2 separate regions of the Homo sapiens genome follow, and region 1 is linked to region 2. A link is an interaction called in ENCODE POLR2A ChIA-PET data of the cell type or tissue named here. Cell type or tissue: MCF 10A. All regions are shown on one strand. Links, peaks and the distances in the headings refer to the core of each region. The heading gives the core; the rest is flanking DNA. Region 1 has its middle 65 kb from the start of NFASC. Region 2 overlaps SOX13 (SRY-box transcription factor 13).

What was found. ChIA-PET counts read pairs that join two places held together with the same protein. Peaks named below come from ENCODE experiments on the same cell type or tissue, not always from the same donor. Only the 100,000 strongest peaks of a DNase experiment are listed, where the experiment ranks them.
Region 1: POLR2A ChIA-PET joins it to region 2 with 5 read pairs; 1 of 35 experiments calls an interaction of 5 or more read pairs at or near these places.

Annotation. Positions count from the first base shown.
Region 1 is chr1:204,761,691-204,766,073 of GRCh38, reverse strand. No RefSeq gene overlaps it. Among named protein-coding and RNA genes, the nearest start is that of NFASC, 65 kb to the left of the region's middle. In MCF 10A, for the core only: a CTCF peak has its summit at 2,056 (motif pointing right); a DNase peak (open chromatin) is centred at 2,123.
Region 2 is chr1:204,077,978-204,082,360 of GRCh38, reverse strand. The region is part of intron 1 of SOX13 (SRY-box transcription factor 13); the gene reads right to left. Among named protein-coding and RNA genes, the nearest start is that of SOX13, 7.1 kb to the right of the region's middle. RefSeq lists enhancers at 1-216, 1,626-1,920, 3,004-3,932, 3,933-4,383. In MCF 10A, for the core only: no CTCF peak of the experiment used is centred there; DNase peaks (open chromatin) are centred at 1,800 and 3,790.

The DNA of each region.
Region 1 (4,383 bases), core at 257-4,256, 680 kb before region 2:
AGACAGTGCATGTCAGATGGCTTCTCTTGTTCCAGGAGAGTAAGCAGTGAAGGAACAGAGGTGAGAAGCTTGGAGTGAGAAGAAAAGGTATCAAATAGTCATCTCCTACAGTGCTAAACTTTTCCCCAGAAAACAAACATAATGCAATTACCAGGCAGTATTGGATGCCAATCTGAGGGCTGTGGTCAAGAATTTACAGTAAAAGCAGGTTCCCTGGTAAAGTTTTCTTCCAACCTCATTGCACTACTCAGTTGTAGGCACCAAGATGGCCATGCAGGTCCAGAGGGATGCAGCCTCACAGCAGGCAAAGCCATCAGGAGTCCAGAGTGTGAAGTCTATTACCAAGCATAAGCATTTGTTAATTGGAGGAAGGTCGTGGGTCATGATATTGGAAATATTGATTAAGTCCAGGTCTGCTGAGTAAAAAACCCTGTTTCCTTGCGGAAATCTTAAACTCTTATCTTTTGCTGACAGGCTCTAATGATTCTAGTGCAGCTAGGACACTTTAGTTCAAAGAGATGATTAGCGTTGTCAGTTAGGGCTGGATGCATTGATTTTCTAATTAGACTTTGGGGTTGCCGTGGCCTCTTCCCTCGTTAGGCTCTGTAAGCACAGGCTGCCATCTACATATGCAAAAAATATTGCCTACCTTAAACATTGCCTTGAAAATTATAAATGGGCATTTGCTAATTTCTTGATGTCAGACCGTGACCTTTTTGTTAGTATAGATGCACTTTCCTTCCCCTCATCTTTCTTTCATAAACTGTACCCATAATACATCAGCTGAGATTCATTTTTATTCTACCCAGCAACTTGAAAACGCTTGTGTAGGGAGGGATAGCATTAGGAGATACACCTAATGTAAATGACGAGTTAATGGGTGCAGCACACCAACATGGCACATGTATACATATGTAACAAACCTGCACGTTGTGCACATGTACCCTAGAACTTAAAGTATTATATATATATAAAAGAAAGAAAACACTTGTGTAGCAACCTGAATGCAGAGTCCTTGGGATTTTTATAATTCCCCTCCCCCACTGCTACTCCCACTAATCTTTTACAGACAATTCAACCACACCTCAATAGAAAACGTTTTACTCTTTTTTTTTAAAGATAAATTGCCTGTAGAGGCTCTTTCCAAAGTATTCAGACTAATTTTATAGACCCAATTCTTGTCAGTAATTATTTAATTGTATATTTTTAAATAACTAAAAGAGTATAACTGGATTGCCTGTGATATAAAGGATAAATGCTTGAGGGGATGGATACCCAATTTTATGTGATGCGATTATTCCACATTGCATGCCTGTATCGAAACATCTCACGTACCCCATAAATATATACACCTACTATGTAGCCACAAAAATTAAAATAAAAAAATTTTAAAGAAACAATTCTTTTTACTTGTATTTCATCAAGTTATATAGTATTTAATTAAAAATATGTGATTACAAAAGAGTACAACTGGCACAAACAGAGATCAGACTAAACGCAGCTGGCTCCTGGAACCACAGGCAATGTGAGAGGTGTGAGAAGGCACACCGCCAGCCCCCATGGGCATCAGCTATGTGACTTCTCAGAGGGGCTGCAGAACTGGGTGGGGTAAGGGACCTTCTGCTAAACTCCCTCGGAGCAGGAGAGCCTGAGCTGTGTCAGACAGAGGCCACACTGCCAGTTGACTCTACGGTGGGATTTGAGCAGCACATAGGACTCCTGCCCCAATGCCACCCACACTCATGCCTAAATGTCAACATAATGGGGTCCTTTCTTTAGGCTTGAAATTGCCTCTTTTTCGTGGTCATCTGTCAGATTACAGGTCAGCCTTGGGTCGGTGAGGGACTCATTAAGTCTCCAGCGTATAGGAAAAGTTGATCCTATTAGCTCCTTTCTCATGGAGAATGCTGGCAGTGCGAGATGTCTAGAAACACAGGCTTTTCTAAATTACTGGGTTTTGTCCAGGTGCGCCCGTTTAGAGGCTGGTTTAGGTGTGAAGCTGCCCAAGCTGCCCTGCTGCAGGCTGAGCCGGCTTCCTAGTTTTGGAGCCTAGTGCTCTGCGCCCACCGCTGGAGGGCGCCAGGCCCAGGAAGAAGGACTTCCTGCCGCCCTGGCAGCCACTGCTCAGCGGGAGGGGCGAGAGCGGAGAGCGTGGGCAGTGGCATTTAGGTGGATGAGTAAGAGCTAACCCAGCCCCCGTTGTTCTTGACCTTGGCTGCAGCTGCTGCCAGAACTGGAGACCAAGCTGACCGTGCTATGCATGACCCAGCACCCTAGCATTAATTAAGGGGGTTGGTGACATTGGAACTCAGGGTAAACAGAGGGAGGCAGATTTCTAGCTCTGGTTTCCAGGATTCTGAAAATGAGAATCTGCTGAGAGAGTGGGGGCAGTGGGCCTGGGCGTTGCTTCTTCCTGCACAGGAACATCAGCCCTCTGGCTTCTGCATCTTGGAGAACTCCAGCTTTTGGGGAGGAAATTGAGATGTCCAGGTTCCATGGAGCCATGGAGGGAGTAGAACAGATGTAATTCTAGGAGCCAGGACATTTGGAAGGTGGGAGCATCTAGGGATTAAGAACATTAGCTTTGTAGTCAGTCAGTCTGCCTTAGAATCACAGCCTTACACATTAGTGCCTGAATAACCTTGGGCTACTTATACCTGTTATACATTGCCTCAGTTTCCTCATCAGTAAAATGGGGGATTCCATACCTACCATAGTGGGTGGTTAGGAGAATAAAATGACATAAAAGCACTCAGCACACTGTGGGCATATTGGAAGTTTCCCACAAATGCTAGCTTCTCAGAGCATCAGGAGAGAGATACTGTGGTTTGGAGAGATGGGGTATAGAGGTCAGTGGTTAGACTGCCTGACTCAGGACCCTCCCCACCACTGCCTGTGCCTCAATAAAGGACTAGAAGTCAAATTGCTTAACCTCTCCAGGCTTTAGTTTCCCTTTCCATACCAGAAGAAGCCACCTTCTAGTAAGAAAGCAATAGATCTCGACAGCAATACCAATTTGTAATCTGGGGGCTTTGGAGCATTAGCATTAACTAAATAGAGGCCTTACTGAGACAACATCAGAGCCACCTGGCATGTGGAAATTTCTGTATTAGATCACAGGATCCTCCAGTGACAACCCAACCCAACATAATTTTCCACCGTTGTCTTTAAAGTCCTAGAGGCTTGAGGGTGAAGTTTGTAAGTCTCCTTTCTGATTCTACCTCTGGCCTGCTTCATCTCAGGCTTCCCAAGGTCCAATCCCTATATTATGGTTTTTACATTTTTCTGCAAACTTTTAAAATACATTTTTCTTTAAAAGGTGCAGCCTATTCTCCTCCCCTTGAATGTGAGCCAGACTTCTCTCTAAAGAATAGAATGTGGTGGAAGTGAAGCCATGTGACTTCTGAGGCTAGATCATAAAAAGGATAGCCTCTGCCTGAATCTCTTTCTCCTGGGTCTCTCACCCTGGGGGAAGCCAGTGACCATGTCATGAGGACACTCAAGCATCCTCCGAAGAGGTCCATGAGGAGAGGAACTGGGTCTCCTTGCCAACAGCCAGCACCATCACGCCCATTATATAAGTAAGCCACCTTGGAAGTGGCTCCTCCAGCCCCAATCAAGCCTTCAGATGACTGCAGCCCAGCCTACACCTGGAGTGCAATCTCCTGAGACACTACAAGCCTGAACTGCCCTGCCAAGCCTCTCCTAGATTCCTGACCCCCACACACTGTGTTTATTTATTTTTTATTATGTATGTTCCTTATTTTTATCTTAAGCTACTCAATTTGGGGGTAAATAGATATGCGGCAATAGACAATGAATACACTCCATCTCCTTGATGTATCTCCATCTCCCTGAACTTAAATGTAGCTTGGATACCCTGCTTGCATCATCCTGGCTAGTCTGTCTGCTGTCCTGGGTGAAGGCAGCAGGGGATGCCAGGTCAGGAGCAGTGCTCTGAGGACAAAGAATTTCAGCTCCTGGAGAAAAGTTGACCCGACCTTTTATCCTACAAAGGGCTCAGCAGAGAAGCTGCCAGTGTTGTCAGTAAGTGATTGCTACTTCTCAAAGAATGGGGAGGGTCCTAGGACCCTGAGCATAAAAGTAGAGCATCAAATGTAGGCCTGGTTTCCAGAGGGTCTCCAACTGGATGACCACTCTGCCATCAACCACAGCTAGGATGAATGCGGGCATACCTGGCCCATTCCACCCCCATGCTTAGCAAACTTGTGCAGAATACAGGTGTTTTCTGTAAACATAACCAGTAAGCTGAGTGCTCAGAGTCCTAACCACATGCATTAACCCCTCTTTTTCCTCTCCTCTAGATGCTGGTGTTCTCCAAGCTTCTGTCTTCATTGGGAGTGAGGGAAGTGCAAGAGAGAA
Region 2 (4,383 bases), core at 114-4,113:
TCTCCCTGGAGTTCTCGGAGGCCCTGCCTGGTTCCCATGGGTTGGAGGAGCCTGGCCAGGGTCTCCAGAGCACAGGCCCCTGCCTGCCTGCACACATATGTGCACACACACACACACACCACACCTGGCCCTCCACACACACACATCACACTCATAGATACACACATCACGCTCAGCCCTTCACAAACACACACACACCTGGCCCCCCACACATACACCCACACACACATCACACTCACATTACACTCACACACACATCACACTCAGCTTCCCTCCCCCCCACACACACCCCACCACCAGCCAAGAAAAGAGGAGCCGGGCAAGCCTGAGAAACAGCAGGGGCTGAAGGGGCCACTCCCTCTGCTTTCGACAGCGCCCTATTCAAGCCCCACTGCCCTCACCCCACCTGCCTCTGAGCCACGGCTGTACCTGCACACAGGCTTCCTTCCACCCCTCCCCACTACATTTTATTCCCCCTTCTTTCCCCACCCTACCCCACCCTCATGGAACAGGCCAGAACCAAAACCTCACAAGGATGGTTGAGTGACTTCAGACTCCTTCAGTAGGGCTGGAGGGTGGGGAGAGGTTGTTCGCATGAGGGTGGGGGACCTCATACCCCACACAGGCTGAGGGCTAAGACAGAAAACCCTCCTCACCCTCCACTCTGAGGAGTGCCAGGTCCTGCCTTGTGTGGCCAGGCAAGAGTTAATGCTTTTAAGTCAGTGTGAGGGCAGCTCACGCCAAGGCTCCCCTCCCTGTCTAGCCTTTCCTAGGCGCCAGGGCCAAAGCAGGAGGCCCCATGAGTCCCAGGCAACCCCCCAACCCCCACCCCCAGAGCCCGCCAGGGGGTCCGTGGGGCCCACTCAGTTGTCATCGTGAAAGGGCATCAGCCCAGTCTGACACATTTGCACAACCACTCTTCCTGCCACATCCCCTCTTAGCGCTGGTCAAACCGTGACTCCTCTTGGTCTTCCGTGGAAACAAACACTGATGACATTTCTGTTTCACTATCTGGAAATATTAGATTTATTTTAAATCCTTTTCATCCTGATGACGAAAGTGATACACATTGTTGTATTACTCTTAGAGACTACAGAAATAAGAAAACGAATATGAGCCACGATCTTTAAAAAAAAGAAAGAAGTCATGGCTGGGAGTGGTGGCTCATGCCTGTAATCCCAGCACTTCGGGAGGCCAAAGCAGGCGGATCACCTGAGGTCGGGAGTTCGAGACCAGCCTAACCAACATGGAGAAATCCCGTCTCTACTAAAAATACAAAAAATTAGCCAGGCATGGTCGCGCATGCCTGTAATCCCAGCTACTCAGGAGGCTGAGGCAGGAGAATTGCTTGAACCTGGGAGGCGGATGTTGCGGTGAGCTGAGATGGCACCATTGCATACTCCAGCCTGGCCAACAAGAGTGAAACTCCATCTCAAAAAAAAAAAAAAAAAAAAGTCAACAAAGGATATTGACCACCCCCAGCTACAGAAGCTGGAGTTGGAGCTGCTCTGCCTGCTGCACTTTCTCTAACTCAGCACCTGCCCCGCATGGTGGACTTATATGAAAACCTTCAAATGGCTAGTCCTGGACCCCCACAGCACCTGCCTGCCTCTGCACCAACTCAGCACAGGACCTGAGTCTGCATCAGGGAAACACCAGCCATACCTGGGAGCAGGCCCTGCCTCCAGGTTCCTCACCCCCTTTGTTGGGGGATGGGAGGGGCGGGACCAAGGCCCTCTGGGAACTAGTTCTCACCCCATCTTGTTCCACAGGCTGCACATTCCATTCTGAGTCAAGCAGGGGGCGGGGACTGGGGGAGGTAAGGCAGAGGGGAGGAGAACAGTCGGGCCTCCTCTGGGGCGGATCCCCCAGGGAGCTCCAGGCTTGGCAGGCAGGGATTACGATCAAAACCACCAGAGCGGGAGGGGAGCCAGGAGGGCTCCTGCCCAGTCTGTGGCCCCTTCCCCTCTCTCCTCTCAAGCCAAAACACTGACACCCTAGCTTGGACATGTCCCCAGAAGACACAGGGGGACAATGTTGGGGGTAACACCAATACCCCTCCCCCTAACCCTGCCCCAATCCCTTGGGCAGTTTATAGGGCTTCATGCCAAGGCTATTTAAATGCTAAGGCCACCGCTGGGGGGAGAGTGGAGGGAACTGAATTCCAAATTTGATGACTTCCCAGTGTCAGACTTCCTGTGACCAAAAGGGCCTGGGTATCCAAAGCTATTTGGGAAGAAAGGTGGCAGCTGGAGATACTGTCCCCACTTCTTCCTTCTTTTCCTCTACTATGCCACACAAATTCCGCTCCCCCAAAAAACACCCCTGGCTGAAGCCCTCAACATGTGGGTACAGATCTCGGGACGTCTCCTAGCTGTGCACACCCTGTGCACACCCAGGACTCTGAGATACCAGGCCACACACACAGCACATCCTGCAGCTTTGGTTTGCCCATGGATGACCTTAGGAGGAGGCAGGGGAAACCTCAGCCACTTCCTCCTCACCTCACAGCCTCTAGGAGGTCTGACCACTGCTGCTGTTCCATCTGAGACCATGGAGGTCCTCCCTGACAGCACCACAATGTGCTCTTGCCAGGAGTGAGCAGGGAGGCAGGCCTCAGGGCATTCCTAAAGCAGGAAGGACCCCCTGCCACCCACTAAGGCGGGAGAGCCACCTGGAGTAGCAGGTGGTAGCTACAAGGTTCTATGCTGTGAGGCCAGGCTCGGTGGTTCTCACCTGTAATCCCAGCACTTTGGGAGGCTGAGGTGGGCGGATCACCTGAGGTCGGGGGTTCGAGACCAGCCATGGCCAACATGGTGAAACCCCAACTCTCCTAAAAATACAAAAATTAGCCGGGCGTGGTGGCGCATGCCTGTAATCCCAGCTACTCAGGAGGCTGAGGCAGGAGAATTGTTTGAATCCAGAAGGCGGAGGTTGCAGTGAGCCAAGATTGCACCACTGCACTCAGGCCTGGGCGACAGAGCAAGACTCTGTCTCAAAAAAAAAAAAAAAAAAAATGTTCTATGCTGTGGACCACACCACAGGCTGGACAGAAATCTTTTTTTTGTTTGTTTGTTTTTTGAGACGGAGTCTTGCTCCGTCACCCAGGCTGGAGTGCAGTGGCTCGATCTTGGCCCCGGGTTCATGCCATTCTCCTGCCTCAACCTCCCCAGCAGCTGGGACTACAGGCACACGCCTCCACGCCCGGCTAATTTTTTGTATTTCTAGTAGAGACAGGGTTTCACCGTCTTAGCCAGGATGGTCTCGATCTCCTGACCTCGTGATCCGCCCGCCTTGGCCTCCCAAACTGCTGGGATTACAGGCGTGAGCCACCGTGCCCGGCCCAGAAATCTTTTCCTAGGGGAGCTGCAAAGGCTTCATCACCATGGGGCTTTAAGCTGGGTCCATGGCATACAGCAAGTGCTCTTAGGAGGGAACTACCATATCTCTGCTCCTCAGAGAAAGTATTTGCATTTTTTAAAAAGCAGTCACTCTTTATCAGAGAAGCTGACAGAGGTCGGAGGAACCCTGCTGAGCTGGCCTATAGCAATCTCTGAATCAAGTCTTCCCAAGAACTAAGGAAGGGCCAGTCAAAAGGGGGGTAGTCACCGAGGCAAAGACCACCATCTAGAGCATGCCTTCCTGCTTCGGGGCAGGGAGCTGACAGGAGAGGGAAAGCAATCCTCCATGGGTCTAGTTCCCCATCTGGTAAAAGGCACTGTGATGGCCTCCCTGGCTGACACATCCGGGTTCCAGAAAGGGGACTAGCAAAGGGTGAGGACCGCAACGAGTTCAGGCAGGAGCGAGCCCTCTTAAGCAAACACTGGGCACAAAAATAACTCCCATTCAAAGCACGATTTACTGTGTGCCTGGCCGGCCCTCCCAGCACAGAGCCCTTTTCAAACACTCAGCTTCACCCCTGAATGTGGCTGGGGGAGGGGGCTCAGGAGCACAGCTGCATTTGAATTCCACTTTTTCCGGTGGTGTCAGCTTCCTGGAGACTTACCCAGGGGAGCTGCCCAATAAGGACCGATCTCAAAGCACCCCCAGAGAGGAGAAAATCTTTGTAGAATCCAGTGTCAGCCTCTCAAGGGCAAGGACACCTAGATCCCTTGGTGGAATAGGCCTAGCTCAACCGACACTTGTCTGGCAACAGAAAACCCCAGAGCCCTTACCATTCATGGAGCACTGCTGCCGCAGACATCATCAGCCATTAGCCTCCCAACAGTTCTAAGAGGAAGGTATTGGCCGGGGGCAGTGGCTCATGCCTGTAATCCCAGCACTTTGAGAGGCCGAGGAGGGCGGGATAATTTGAGGTCAGGAGTTCGAGACCAGCCAAACCAACACGGTGAAACGCCGTCTCTACTAAAAATACAAAAAAAT